Linked DNA regions of Homo sapiens: region 1 is linked to region 2. A link is a contact called in ENCODE Hi-C or POLR2A ChIA-PET data. All regions are on one chromosome and are shown on one strand. The core of a region is the stretch at or near the end of the contact, and the rest is flanking DNA. Distances in the headings are between cores, read along the strand shown. Region 1 holds the start of RUSF1-DT (RUSF1 divergent transcript). Region 2 holds the start of SETD1A (SET domain containing 1A, histone lysine methyltransferase).

Region 1 (7,435 bases), core at 3,306-5,805, 550 kb before region 2:
CTTTTTGCTTTAAGTTTTCATTGTCTATGTTCATCCCTTCATTCAGTCTTGTAATGAGGGTGTTAAAGAGTAATGGCAGTAACTGTTATAATGACGGTCTCAAGTAGTAACAGTAGTAACTGTCATAATGATGGTCTCAAGTAGTAACAATAGTAACTGTTGTACTGATGGTCTCAAGTAGTAACAGCAACTGTCATAATGACGGTCTCAAGTACTAACAGTAGTAACTGTCATAGTGAAGGTCTCAAGTAGTCAGTAGTAACTGTCGTAGTGAAGGTCTCAAACAGTAACAGTAGTAACTATCATAATGAGGGTTTCAAGTAGTGACGGTGGCAGTCAGCCATAGAGAAAGGGGAACTATCACTCATCTCTTTGTCAAGCCACCTATCTGCACACTCAGGTCACAGGGAAGTGTATGATGGGTCCTTGCCCTCAGGCACTTACAGTCCACTTGGGAAGACAGGACATCTGTACCTAACAAAAGCAAATACAAACTGGCTCCAGACAGCATAGGCTAAGAGTTAAGTAAATGCTACAACGAACAGGGACTGTCATAGTCTCTGAGTAAGGAGATGTCAAGGTGGACAATGGTAAGCAGTAGAGCTGCAGTGGGTTCATAAATAATGTGACCATATATTCCCATTTGCCTGAGACAGCTTCACTGCAGACCTGTTTTCCCGCAGACCTGTTTTCCCAACACAATTATTACCAGTGCTTCCTTTAATGACCCTCTCAAAAGTCCTGGTTTGCACAATAAATTATACAGTGACACTAGTCATGAGGGCCACCTGCCTCACTTGGAGCCAAGGGCCTCACATTTGAACACTTGACATTATCTCTGAATAAGAACCAACACTTAAACAGTATGTACTATGTGCTAAATACTTTAAGAGTTTTGCACATACGACATGACTTTTTTGTTTTTTGTTTTTTTTTTAGACAGAGTCTTGCTCTGTCGCCCAGGCTGGAGTGCAGTGGCGCAATCTCGGCTCACTGCAACCCCCACCTCCCAGGTTCAAGCAATTCTCCTGCCTCAGCCTCCCAAGTAGCTGGGACTATAGGCACATATCACCACACCTGGCTCATTTTTGTATTTTTAGTAGACATGGGGTTTCACCATGTTGGCCAGGATGGTCTTGATCTCTTGACCTCGTGATCCGTCCGCCTCGGCCTCCCAAAGTGCTGGGATTACAGGCGTGAGCCACCGCGCCCGGCCAAGACATGACTCTTAATTCTCGTTCCAACTCTGTGTGGTAGGTACTAGTATTATTTCCATTTTACCATTACCATTTCGTCTTTCAGAAGAAGAAACTGAAAGACAGAGAGATATGTAACTTGCCCAAGATCTCACAGCTTCCTGGACAGCTTCCTGGACAGAACCTACATTCACAGTAAGGCCCTCTGATGCCCCAGAGTCCTATCCACTCACAGAAGCTAACCTTTCAAATATAACACAATGCTTGATCTTTCACTGTGCCAGGAAACTCAAAATTATTTTGAAAGGATAATTTATTGACAGTGTTATAAGCTAAATGGAAAATAAGAATTAAACATTAAATTTCTGCCAGGCACAGTTCATGCCTATAAGCCCAGCACTTTGGGAAGCTGAGGTGGGCAGATCACTTGAGCCCAGGAGTTTGAGACCAGCCTAGGCAGCATGGCAAAACCCTGTCTCTACAAAAATAAAATACAAAAATTAGCTAGCCATGGTGGCACACGCCTGTGGTCTCAGCTACTCGGGAGGCTGAGGCAGATCACTTGAACCCTGGAAGTTGAGGCTGTAGTGAGACTGTAGTGTGATCACACCACTGCACTCTCTGGGTGACAGAGAACCTGTCTTTTAAAAAAAATTAAATTTATTCAACTACTTCTCTAAAGTGCCACTCCAACATATACCAATATATTCTTTAATCTCAAGAGCTTTGGGAGGCCGAGGTGGGAGGATCACTTGAGGCCAGGAGTTGGAGACCAGCCTGGGCAACATAGTGAGATCCCATCTCTACAGAAAATTTTAAAAGTTGGCCAGGCATGGTGGTGCATGCCTGTAGTCCCAGCTACTTGGGAGGCTGAGGCAAGAGGATCACTTGAGCCCAGGAGTTTGAGGCTGCAGTGAGCTATGATTGCACCACTGCACTCCAGCCTGGGTGACAGAGCAAGACCCTGTCTCATCGATCGATTGATTGATTGACTGATAGAATAAAAAATAAATCTTAACCCTAAGGATGAAGAAGAGCTTGGCCTACAATGTCCTGCAGTTTGGCCCCTAACTCCCTAGCAGCCCTTTCCCCATGCCCCTCGTGCTCTAGACTTCTGCTGCACCGGCCTTTGTTGGATGTTAGGTACCATGCTCCCTCCCCACTCAGGACATGCTGCTCCTTCTTTCCAGAAAATTATTTTCCCATCATAATCAAGTTAACTCTTACTCTAGATCTCAGCTAAATACACACTTCCTCAAAAAAAAAGTTTCCCAGCTGGCCTCAACGGCTCATGCCTATAATCCTAGCATTTTGGAAGACCGAGGCGGGAGGCCTGGGCAACACAGAGAGACCCCAACTTAAATTTTTGTTAAAAAATTTCCCTTGGCCGGGCACAGTGGCTCATGCCTGTAATCCCAGCACTTTGGGAGGCGAGGCAAGCAGATGAGTTGAGGCCAGGAGTTCAAGACCAGCCTGGCCAACATGGCAAAACCCCGTCTCTACTAAAAATACAAAAATTAGCTGGGTGTGGTGGTGAATGCTTGTAACCCCAGCTACTCCGGAGGGTGAGGCAGGTGAATCACTTGAACCCAGGAGGTGGAGGTTGCAGTAAGCCAAGACTGTGCCACTGCACTCCAGCCTGGGTGACAGAGGGAGACTCCATCTCAAAAAAAAAAGTTTCCCTTGATTCCACTGATTAGCTCAATTCTCCTTCTAAAAGTCCTCATATTAAATAACATGTACCCCTCTACAGCAATTGAAATAGTTCCAACTTTGCATTTATTTGTATGATTTGATCAATATCCTTCCCTAATATAAGTTCCAAAAGACCAAGACCCTTGTTTGTTTTTGCTCACTATCCCAATGAGCACATAGGTAGCAACAGGTATTTGTAGAAGAAACTGGCAAACCATTGGTAAAAAAGAGATAACAAACACGGAGTTAATGACAACTGCACGGTTCAAGCGATTTTCTTGCCTCCGCCTCCCGGATAGCTGGGATTATGGCCACACCACCCCCACGCCCAGCTAATTTTTGTATTTTTAGTAGAGATGGGGTTTCAACATGTTGGCCAGGCTGGTCTTAAACTCCTGACCTCAAGTGATCCACCTGGCTCGACTTCCCAAAGTGCTGGAATTACAGGCGTGAGCCACCACGCCCAGCCCAAGGATCACTTTTGAGGCCAGGAGTTTGAGAGCAGCCTGGGCAACATAGGGAGGCCCTGCCTCTATTTAAATAAATATGTTTTTAAAGTACTTAGTCTTCAAACCTTGTTTTATTTTTGTCCTCTATTCAAACCAGTACCTGAATTTAGACAACATTACAGAAATGTTGTGATTAGGCCATTTGTATTTTGAAACCCGAAATTTAAAGAAAAAAAAAAAGAAAAGAAAAGAAGTGTTCAAGTTTATCTCAGTCAGAGAGAGACTGTGTTTGTGTGAGATAAGGCGAAGTGGGGTAGAAGGGCCTTCCAGGATTAAGTCCACGAGGAAGGTGACGGTTTGGGAGAATCTGAAGTTTCAAATAAGGAGTTGTCGGTTGGGATCAAACTGTGGGGATCCAAGAATGCCAGGCTAAGAAACCAGGATATTTTATTTTCTGATAAAAAGAGGATGCTTTTTTGGCAAATTTCTGCTTCGGAGTGAAGATGCTGCACTAGATGGGAAGGAGAAGAGGAGAAATGGAAAGAAGAAAAGGTGAGTTCCAAGGACAGAAACACTCCCTCTTTGGACTCCCCCCAATTTCATGGACTCTCTCCCGCAAAAAAACACACAAGAACTTCCTGCCTTGTTTCCTTGTTTTGTGACATCATTGCAATCTCTTGATTTTTTTCATCCCTCGGATTCCTTAGCATCCTTCAAAAGTAATGTTCCTGCAGTCTCGCAGAAGGCCGAAGGATGGAGAATTTCTAGTCCAGGCCAGGGACACTCAGAAGAGAGAAAAAAAAAAGAACAAAAAAAGACCCAAGCAGCTTCACAGGGCCTCATCTGGTCCAATTTCTTCTCATGATGCATTCATTCACTCATAAATATCTTTTGAGCACCTACTATGTGTTGGGTAGATCTAGGGATAAAATCAGGGTTAAAAATACAGTCGCTGGTCTCACAGCAAAAAAGGCACCTGAGGCCCAGAGAGGGCCACTGACTTGCCAAAAGTCACAAGCTAAAACTTCTGTGGCCGAACCGCGTCTCGAACACAACTGGCGGAGGCCCACGGCGCCTGCAGCCCAGCTGCAGAATGCTACAAAGCAACGGGGGCCGGTGCCGGGGCGTCCGAAGCAGCGCCGAGGCCGGAGAGAGCGACAGTCAGTTTCCTAACTGCGCGGCGGACGCCGAGGCCGGCGCCTGTTCTTGAAAGATGTCCCTCTGCAGCCGCGGTAGCCCAGCCGGAAGTGCCGCCTGCCACGTCCACCGTGCGGCAGGGGCGGGGCTGGGATCCAAAAGCTCGGCATGGCTGACGACGCGGGTTTGGAGACCCCGCTGTGTTCCGAGCAGTTCGGCTCCGGGGAGGCACGGGGCTGCCGCGCCGCCGCGGACGGGAGCCTGCAGTGGGAGGTCGGGGGCTGGCGCTGGTGGGGGCTCTCCAGGGCCTTCACGGTCAAACCTGAAGGACGAGATGCGGGCGAAGTGGGGGCTTCCGGGGCCCCCTCACCGCCCCTCTCCGGGCTCCAGGCCGTGTTCCTGCCTCAGGGCTTCCCTGATAGCGTCAGCCCGGACTACTTGCCCTACCAGCTGTGGGATTCCGTGCAGGTCAGCTCGGTCGTCTGGGGCAGAGGACAGTGCAGGCCACTCCTCCCTCCCCAATAATGGACGGGTGACTGAGACTCGGAGCCCGGGGGGCGGGGGGTCTGACATGCCTCATACACCAAGAACAAGAACAGATGAAGGCACTTAGACCGCCACGCTCCTACGCCCGCTTCTCACCCTACTTGTTTTCTTCTCCAGGCGTTTGCTTCCAGCCTCTCCGGCTCCCTAGCCACCCAGGCAGTCTTGCTGGGCATAGGGGTGGGGAACGCAAAAGCCACTGTTTCAGCTGCCACGGCCACCTGGCTCGTGAAAGGTGAGCTGCACCCCTGGAGCCTCACGTATTGCTGCTTTCAGCCCTGCTTTCGCTGGGCTCTTATGTGTATATATGTATGGACTCGTGCCCCATTAGGTAGAATTCAGGCAGGTCTCCCCAGTGATTAGAGTGGTGCTTTGTAACCCAGTCTTACTTCCCACATCTGGAAGACCCTCATCCCACTCACCAGCCTAGCAGCCGCACTCCATTCCCCACACAGACTTCTGAGTCTCAATCATCTGGATCCCAAATCCCGTCCCCTCCCCTTTATCCCTATTCTCTTTGTGGAAGATTGCATAAGAATGCAATTGATGGAATAAAACTGCCAGCTGCCCAGGATAGGGGAAATTGGTGAGCTCCAGAAAAAAAAGATATAGTTGGTCCTGAGAAGGAGAGAGGAGAGCCTGGAAAGAATGGAAGGTATTGTGTATGCTCTGGGATACCAGATGATGCTGTAAATAATAGAGTGACTATCTGCTGAATATGTACAGCTTTTAAAAAATTGTTTAAGGAAAAAAAATACAGTTTGGTACCATGCCACCCAGAGAGGGAAATAGAACAGAAAAGGGAAATTGTTACATGTTCTACACGAGGAGGCCCCATGGCTTTTGCCACTGTCCTTTGTCTTTCACTACTGCTCGCAGGGGATATTTATTAGGCTGGTGCAAAAGTAATTGCGGGGTTTCTTTGTCGTTATTGCCATTAAAGGTAATGGAAAACCCGCAATTACATTTGAGCCAACCTAATAGATCTAAGGAAAAGCGCTTTCCATTCGTAGCATCAGTCTGGCCACATCCCTTGTGAGCCTCTCTGGATTTTTTTGAGAAAACAGGAGCTTCCTGTTTACACCTTTACCATTAAGACTGAGAAAACTGGGCCGGGCACGGTGGCTCACGCCTTTAATCCTCGTACTTTGGGAGGCTGAGGCATCCTGGGCAACATAGGGAGACCCCCATCTCTATTTTTTTTTTTCCAGACTCGTAGTCTCACTGTCACCCAGGCTGGGATGCAGGAGTGCAGTGGCACAATCTCAGCTCACTGCAGCCTCCTCCTCCCGGGTTCAAGCGATTCTCCTGCCTCAGCTTCCCAAGTAGCTGGGATTACAGGCATGTGCCACCCTGCCCCGCTAATTTTTTGTATTTTTAGTAGAGACAGAGTTTCACCATGTTGGCCAGGCTGGTCTCGAACTCCTGACTTCGGGTGATCCATTCGCCTCAGCTTCCCAAAGTGCTGGGATTATAGGCGTGAGCCACTGCGCCCGGCTTGTTGGCCGTATTTTTGGAATGCATTTGGAGCTTGGGTCAGTAGTTTTTGTTTTCATGTGATGTCACCAACATGTTGCCTATACAGATTGAATATCCCTTATCCAAAATGCTTGCAACCAGAAGTGTTTTGGATTTTGGAATTTTTTTTGGATTTTGGAATATCTTCATGTATATAATGAGATTTGTTGGGGATCAGACTCAAGTCTAAACATGAAATTCGTTTATGTTTCATATATACTTTATACACATACCTTAAAGGCAGTTTTATACAGTATTTTCAATGGTGTGCATGAAACAAAGTTTGTGTTCATTGATCCATCAGAAAGCAAAGATGTCACTGTCTCAGCCACACGTGGACAATCTGGTTGGTTAGCGTCCCCATCGTTCCTGACTCTGAATGTATATGCTACCAAGAAGCAGTCATTTTCTTATACCTATTCACACAGAAGTACTTAACAGTATAAAACATGATATACCACTAATACAGTGAGAAATTGTGTGTTCAGGGTAACTAAGCAGCACAGCAGATCACCAGAACACCTGTATCAGCTTCTGAACCATAGCAGCAGCAACAAAAACGGCAGGCTGTCAGTCTTCAGCTGTTTTGGTGAAAAGGTTACTGGACACCATATTTTATTTTTTTAAGGTGAGAAGAAACATTAGAAGCAGTTGAAGGACAGGAAGCGGGTCCTCTAGGGATGAGGAAGTGTTCTGCTGGATGGCTTTTTAAAATGTTTCCTCCAGAGTCATTTGCCTCATTAACTGTGGTTTCTATCTTAGAAGTCTCTCTTGGATTCTATAAACTGCCTGATTTCTTGTTCCGTTATGAATGTATGCTGCTCTAGTGCCACAGTAATCCCCTCCCACATCCTCACCGTGCTGTCTATAGGCACTTTTTCTGTAGTGGTAACAGTA
Region 2 (7,552 bases), core at 3,156-5,655:
TGGGAGGTGGAGGTTGCAGTGAGCCAAGATCGTGCCACTGCACTCCAGCCTGGGCGACAGATTGAGATTCCATCTCAAAAAAAAAAAAAAAAAATTAAAAACAGGCTGGGCAGTGTAGTGAGACTTCATCTCTGCAAATAATCAAAAAAACTTTGGCCAGGTGTGGTGGTGCATGCCCATAATCCCAGCTACTCAGGAGGCTGGGGTGGCTGAGCCCAGGAGCTGGAGGCTGCAGTGAGGAAAGATCACGCCACTGCTCTCCAGCCTAGGTGACAGAGCAGGATCCTGTCTCAAAAACCAACCAAGCAACCAACCTGACCTGGGCTGATTTACTACAATCTATTCATCTTACCTAGTACAACCCTTCATATGATTTTTTTTTTTTTTTACAGATAGTTATGTGCTTGATTATGGCCTATTGCCCGACCTTGCTGGAGACACCACACACACAAAAATCCATGTACCATAATTCCACTCTAAAATCTGATCTGATTTCAGAAACACAACTGGCCCCAGCAGTTTCAGATCATGACCCTGGGCGCCTGCCTGACCCTGACAGGCATTTGCATGTACAACCTCCGCTGGAGGCCAAGCCTGAGTGGCAGGCAGAGGAGTCCTCACCTTTGATGTCAAGCTGGGCATGGATGATGTTGCCCATGACGGAGGTAAGGTGGAGGTTTTTGACCGTTTCCTTGGCGCCCCGAGTGCTGGTGAAGAGCACACGGGCCAGGCCCAGGTGCTTGCGCGTACGGGGGTGAAGGAGGATCTCTACCTCTTCCACCTCACCGTACTTACGGCACATATCCTTCAGGAAGGTCTCCCGCACGTTGTCATTCAGCCTTGCAAAAGTCACTTCCTTCAGTGGAATCTGTCCAATATAGAACTCGTCCAGCTGGGGAAAGAACAGGAGTTGGTATGGGGTCTCAACACTGACCACTGTTCCTTTGTCCTTCGGGAAACTTTAGCAAGCTCCATGAAGTCAAGAGAGAGATCCGGGAAAGTGAGGGGCAAGGGAAGGGGCCCAAAATAAGGGATCCATCAGACCTGACCCCTTTTCCCTGAATTCTTCTCACCACAGAATAACAGCAAGAATTAAGAACAGAAATGTGCAAACTAGGCCGGGTGTGGCAGCTCACACTTATAATCCCAACACTTTGGGAGGATGAGGTGGACGGATCACCAGAAGTCAGGAGTTCAAGACCAGCCTGTCCAACATGATAAAACCCTGTCTCTACTAAAAATACAAAAAAAAAAATTTAGCTGGATGTGATGGTGGGCACCTGTAATCCCAGCTACTCAGGAGGGTGAGGCAGGAGAATCACTTGAACCTGGCAGGCAGAGGTTGCACTAAGCCGAGATCACACCACTGCACTCCAGCCTGGGCAACACAGCGAGACTCCGTCTCAAAAAAAAAAAAAAAAAAAAAAAGAAAGAAAGAAAGAAATGTACACACTGAGGAATAAATATACGTGGAGAGAACGAGCTACAGGGCGATGATTTCCTAGCTCAGCCTTTACTAGGTAACTACCATGAACGAGGCACTGGAAATACAGAGATAGAAAGGAAGAGATTCCCATACAGAAAAGCAGCATGACATGCACATACAAACACAACACGACCCAGTGGCAGCTGACGCATACATGGTGTTCTGGAGCCCAGGGAAGGAAACTTTTGTACAGAGTATGATCAGGGAAGAATTCATAAAGATGGTGTCATTCTTACTGAGATTTGGGGATTAACAATTCATCAAATGACAAGGACCCCTGGAACATGGAAATATAAAACAACTTGGTGTTTTTGAAAAACCGCAAAGCGTTATGGTGTGGATGTAACACAGGGGTGTGGTGTCAAGGCGGAGGATAAGGCTTGGCCAGGTCAATAACCATACATGTCAGTGTCCCAAAACATGGACTTGGCAACAAAAGGAAAACAGCAGCGTAGTGAAGCCAAAGAGACAAATGACAGCAAGGCAGAGGAGAAACTGAGGCAAGAACGAAGGCAAGGAGACCAGGTGAAATGAATACCAAGGTCTACATTAAGTGGCAATGAGAATAGAAAGATGAAGAATAAAAAAGAAAAGAGCCAGGAGGATTCGGTGACCAACTGAGAGAGAAAAGGAGAGAATCACAGGCTGCCAGGCTGTACAGCTGAGTCGATGGTACTGCCACATATGAGTAGAGGGAAAATGAAAAAGGTAGGTTAAGGAGGTAGATAATTTGTTTTAAATCCCTTAAATCTGAAACATGTGTGGCCTCCAAATGAAACTGTCCCCCTACCAGGCATACAAGCCTAGAGATGTTGGCTGGAAACAGATACTTGGAAGTCATCAACATTTAGGTAATAGTTGAAGCTGTGGGTGTGAAAGAGATTGTCCAAGTGAAGTGTACAAAGTAAAAAAAAAAAAAAGAAGAAGAAGAATGAAGGGACCCCACAAACAATTTATTTAGAAAGGAAGAATAAAGAATCAGAGAAGGAAATGAAGAACCACCAGTGTTCCAGGCCCAGTTCAAGGCCTGAAGAATATCTTGTCTAGGGTGGAGAATAGGAGTCCTCGAAGGAAACAAGAGGGAAATGACATCGCCAAATGAGAGGCGGGGAATAGTGCTACCCAGGTAGGCAGTGGCCTTGTCACTCCCCTTGACTGTCAAGGAACTGGGAGATCCCACTCTTGTGTGCTATGATGCACTGTCTACGAATATACAGTGATAGGTATAGCAGCTAAAGAGTCTTTACCTCACCCTTCAAGAAGTCGACACCCCAGCCACCAGGGATACACTTAGGACACCTGACCTGCACCTTTCTGGAAGATTAAGTGTACCTCCTATCCAAAACAACTGAGTCTCACAGCCTCAGAGGTTGCTAGATCTGGCTGAGATCCTTTCATTGGAAACCCTTTTATTCAGCTATAGTGCCAAGACGCATCCTCCACACCCTCTTAGGACTACCACACCAGGAGCCCAGCAGACACTTACCTTAAACTTAGGGACTGGGAGGGAAAAGTCTCTGTTTTTGGACCTGACATGGCAACGGGGGTCTTGGAGGTCTTCGACTGGTATATACTTTGAGTCCTAGGAAGGAAAGCAGCAGCAGAAAGAGAGCTCAGGGTGAATCCAGGCTAGGGAGCTCCAAGCAGCCCATCTGGACACACACATGCAGAAGAGCTGGGTCCAACTGCCCACTTTCAAGAAGGCAGGCTACCGTTCTAGGTGCTGAACAGAATCACAGAGGACGGGCGCCTGGAGCTCCCCGGATGGCAACCAAAGACCCGGGCACTCACGTTGACACTGAAGTGGACTCCATCATAGCGGTACACCTTCTGAGAAGGCCTGCGCAGGGCAGGGTCCAAGGCAGGATCCACGATGAGCTTGTAGTTCCGCCACTGGAAGCTCGGGGCCTTCTGCCCATCTCCCCCACCTTCCTGATCCATCTTTGCTCATTTACACTGTTAGGGGAAGAGGGACACGCAAGAAGGATCAGGACTTGGGGCCTGACTCCCCTGCCTTTCCTCATTGGCTAGCCCCGATTCCAGGTTCTCCCATCACTCCAGTTTCCAACCCTCACCCTGACCCGGGGCTCCCCCGGATTCTCCCCCAAGTACCCTCTGTTTCGCCACAACAACCCAGCCTCTTTCCACCTCCCAACTCTACTGTCAGGCCCCCAGGCCCGTCTCGAGCCCCCTTACCTTCCCGCTCTCCCTAGCGCGCGCCCCACTTGGCCTCGGAGCAAGACCCCTCCCCCGCCCCCTGCAGGCCCCGCCCCCTCCCGCCTCCTCACCGGCCAGCGGCCCGGGCCGAGCCCGGCCACGGCTCCCACACACCCGCTCTCCTCCCCGCGCCCCGATCCTCCGGCCGAAAGGTGGCACCTCTTCGGGGCGTTGGAAACACCGCGAGACCGAGCCCGAGACCCGGCTTCGACCCCGAATCCGGGCGGGGGGGTGGGGGGAACGTGCACCGCTGCCCTCTCCTCCCGCCCCGGCGCGTTCTGCACCCCCCCCAGCAGGTCTCCGCGCACGCGCGCCGCGCGGCCCCACTCACCCGCTCCCGGCGAGCGGCTCCCCCTCCCCCCACCTCGCGCGGCACCTCAGCGGCGCGAGGCGGCGGCAGCGGCAGCGCGAGACCCGGCCCCGCAGCGGTGGCGGCGGCGGCGCCCCCCCACCACCACCTCCCCGGCGCGCGCACCAAACACCACTGCCACCTGCGCGAGGCCCAGCGGGCACAGGGTCTGCATTCGCACTTTCGCCACAGGCGCTGCCGGGGGACCCACGGGGCCGAGGGTAGCGGCTTCGCCTCGGCCGGCGCCCTGGGAGGCTCGGAAGTTGCGGCCCAGGGAGCTTGGAGATTGGCCGCATCCCCCGGAGAGTCGGCTTCGCCACGACGATCTAGATGCTGCGGCCCGGGACCTTGACGAATCGGCGGCGACGAAAGCTGCGACTAGTCCCTGAGGAAAAGGGGCGGGGCGGAGGGGAGGAGGCCAGCCAGCGCTGGGGAACCTTCAGTGGCGCGTTCTGCAGACGCAGATTCACCGGGCGGGCGGGGCGAATCGCTGGACAGGATGCGCGCCGCTTTGCTTCTCTTCCCCGTCCCTTCCTTGCACTGCCAAATTCTGAGAGGCTGCAGATTCGCCACTGTTCCCGGCCTCAGCCGTAGCCTCCCCTTCATCCGCCTTGGTGGAGTCAAGAAAATAACGGCCCGTTAGCCAATCCCTGCTGGCAGAGTCGACAACTTTTTTTGGATTTTTCTTACTGGCCCAAGTGAGAGAATAGCCCGCTTCTGTCCCTGGGGAAAATGCCTCCAGCCCAGCGCTCCTCTCAGAGTCCGATGAGAATTTTCAGCCGAGTATCGAGGGACCCGAGGAATTCTGAGGATCCGACCTGGCGAATCTGCGGATTCCGCTGTGGGCGGGGCCGAGTCAAGGGGCGGGGCCAGGGCGTGCAGAGCCTGGGACTAGGGGGCGCCTCCGGGAGGACCCACGAGGACTCACCCGGATGGGAGGGACGGCCGGGAGGTGGAAAAACACAACCGTGAGCGGTGACTCAGGCGGTTTGCCCCGCCTCGCACATAAATGCAGGGTACCTTTCCTTCCCGTTATTGCCCTTGGGTGTCTGGCTGCTTAGGATGCCCATTTGCCAGATGGGGAGAGTGAGGCCTGTAGAAGGTGCCCTACTTTGCCGTACTCAAACCCACCATTAGTGGTTAAATCCAGGGACCGCCTCAAGGTTTTCTGATGAGCCTAGTGGGGCCTAAGTGCCCTTAAATGGGCCTTGTAATAATAAACGAGGTCCTACAGGAACGGGACTGGACTGGTGTGTCCTCCTGGCGTCATGGTCCCACTGCCCGCTTCTTTGGCTATGGCGCCCTATGCTCACGGGATGCCTCCGCACAAGGGCAGCAGCGGCCCAGGCCTACCCCTGGAACTCGGGCTGAGGTTTCTGAAGGCTGGGCACCGTTTTGATCCCGTGTGGGCGCAGGCACTCCCAGGAGGTCCCTTTTCCTGAGCTGAGGATGCCCCAAGCTCCTGATATGTGTACATCAGGCCCTCGCTATATGGCCTTGGGCAAGTCATTGACCTAAGTTTCAGAGTCTTCCTTTAAACTTGGATGTCAATTTGTACACATCCGAACAGTGCAGAAAAGACCCTTAGAGCCTGGTTTATGCAAATTCACCATTTTAAGTAATAGGAAAAGGTGGAAGGGAGACTTATCCAAGGTCTCACACCACAAGATAGAAGAAGATTAGGACTCTACAATTTTGAGGGAAATAAGGCTGAAAAAAATAATTTACGTGGAGGCATAGGTGTTGAGATCAGATTCCTTTCTGTTCCAGTTGAAAGGCACTGGTTCCTTTTCTCAAATCAAAGAGAGATTCCCGTGTGAGGGGTAGATAGTCCAAGTTCAGTTTCATGGACTAGCTGTGTGGTTTTGGGCAAGATCTTCAGCCTTCTTGGGCCTGTTTCCTTATCTCTGAAATGAAAATGATAAAGACTTAACGCTTAAGGTGTTGTGAGAGTTAAATAAGATAACCTATGAAAGTCCCCTAGTATGTGGTAGTTGCTCAAGAAAGAAACTTGAGGCCAGGTGCAGTGGCTAACACTTGTAATCTCAGCACTTTGGGAGGCCAAGGTGGGAGGATCACTTGAGCCCAGGAGTTCAAGACCAGCCTGGACAACATAGTGAGACCCTCCTCTCTACAAAAAAAAAAAAAAATTAATTAGCTGGGTTGGTGGGACGTCCTGTGGTGCCAGCTATTTGGGAGGCTGAGGTGGGAGGCTCATGAGCCTGGGAGGTCAAAGCTGCAGTGAGCCAAGATTGCACAGCTGCACTCCAGCCTGGGCAAAAGAGTGAGACTGTCTCGGCTGGGCGCGATGGCTCACACCTGTAATCCCAGCACTTTGGGAGGCCAAGGCAGGGGGATCACTAGGTCAGGAGATCAAGACCATCCTGGCTAACACGGTGAAACCCCATCTCTACTAAAAATACAAAAACAAAATTAGCCGAGCGTGGTGGTGGGCACCTGTAATCCCAGCTACTTGGGAGGCTGAGGCAGGAGAATGGCGTGAACCCAGGAGGCGGCGCTTGCAGTGAGCCGAGATCATGCCACTGTACTCCAGCCTGGGCGACAGTGCAAGACAGAGCGAGACTCGGTCTCAAAAAAAAAAAAAAAAAAAGAGTGCTTATACTAAACACTCAGGGAGGGCTGGGTGTGGTGGCTCATGCCTGTAATCCCAGCACTTCGGGAGGCCAGACAGGTGGATCACCTGAGGTCAGAAGTTTGAGACCAGCTTGGCCAACATGGCGAAACCCCGTCTCTAATAAAAATATAAAAATTAGCCGGGTGTGGCGGCACACACTTGTAATCCCAGCTACTCTGGTGGCTGAGGCAGGAGAATTGCTTGAACTTGGGAGACGGAGGTTACAGTGAGCTGAGATCGCACCACTGCACTCCAGCCTGGGCAACACAAGACTCCGTCTCTAAATAAATAAATACTCAGTGGAAGAGATAGAGACTCTGAACTCAGGGACAAGAGTTCAAAGCCTGTAGCCTTGGAATAACTCTCCCCATTCAGAAGCTGTTGGCCCTTGTTAGCATCTGACAGGGTTACACCTGAAACCCACTCCCCTCCCAGGTCCTGTCCACCCAAACTTGCCACCACCCGGCTCTTGGGAACAAGTAAAGTTATCCTAAGAAGGCCTGCCCTGCATCCCCTTCACAGCAACAGGGACATCTGTGAAACACGATTTATTATATAAAACAAGGTGCATCCAAATTCAGTGTCAGAAGAGCTTTGTATTTCAAGGGCTAAGGACTGGACCTTCTCCCTTAAAACCTCCTTACCCAACCCTTGCTAAGGACTCAGGCCTGGGGCAGAGGCTGTCAGTCTCTAAAGACCCCAGCCCTGGACCAGGACGGGGAGAACAAGTTTGGTGCATAGCGTGGGGCTAGGGCAGTGGGTCAGGCACCATCCCTTCTGCAAGTGGCCACAGGTCACCACAGTGGGGGAAGGTGGGGAGCTTGAACCTCCAAAGATAGGTTCATTGTAGGAAAAGCTAGACCAA

What was found. Hi-C counts contacts between places; a loop is a spot of excess contacts on that map. ChIA-PET counts read pairs that join two places held with the same protein, here RNA polymerase II (POLR2A). Pooled maps may share reads with other maps.
Region 1: a loop to region 2 is called in a map of posterior cingulate gyrus, with 8 times the contacts of the local background. The contact joins the promoter of RUSF1-DT here to the promoter of SETD1A in region 2. A Hi-C loop is called at or near these places in 1 of 168 maps with a recorded cell type or tissue (posterior cingulate gyrus) and 9 of 50 pooled maps. POLR2A ChIA-PET finds 5 or more read pairs at or near these places in 3 of 52 experiments (AG04450, HCT116 and HEK293T).

The regions. Positions count from the first base shown.
Region 1 is chr16:31,505,584-31,513,018 of GRCh38, reverse strand. RUSF1-DT (RUSF1 divergent transcript) reads right to left here and starts at 4,555. Exons shown (of 2, transcript NR_186401.1): 1 at 3,983-4,555; 2 at 3,453-3,846. RUSF1 (RUS family member 1) reads left to right here and starts at 4,628. Exons shown (of 13, transcript NM_022744.4): 1 at 4,628-4,945; 2 at 5,141-5,255. The coding sequence starts at 4,646. RefSeq lists enhancers at 4,078-4,647, 4,212-4,926, 4,927-5,642 and silencers at 4,748-4,797, 4,858-4,917.
Region 2 is chr16:30,954,607-30,962,158 of GRCh38, reverse strand. It overlaps SETD1A (SET domain containing 1A, histone lysine methyltransferase), which reads right to left and starts at 4,405. Exons shown (of 19, transcript NM_014712.3): 1 at 4,195-4,405; 2 at 3,278-3,442; 3 at 2,973-3,068; 4 at 622-892. The coding sequence starts at 3,427. It overlaps ORAI3 (ORAI calcium release-activated calcium modulator 3), which reads right to left. Exons shown (of 2, transcript NM_152288.3): 2 at 7,221-7,552. RefSeq lists silencers at 3,697-3,786, 3,927-4,146 and enhancers at 4,747-4,876, 4,334-5,097.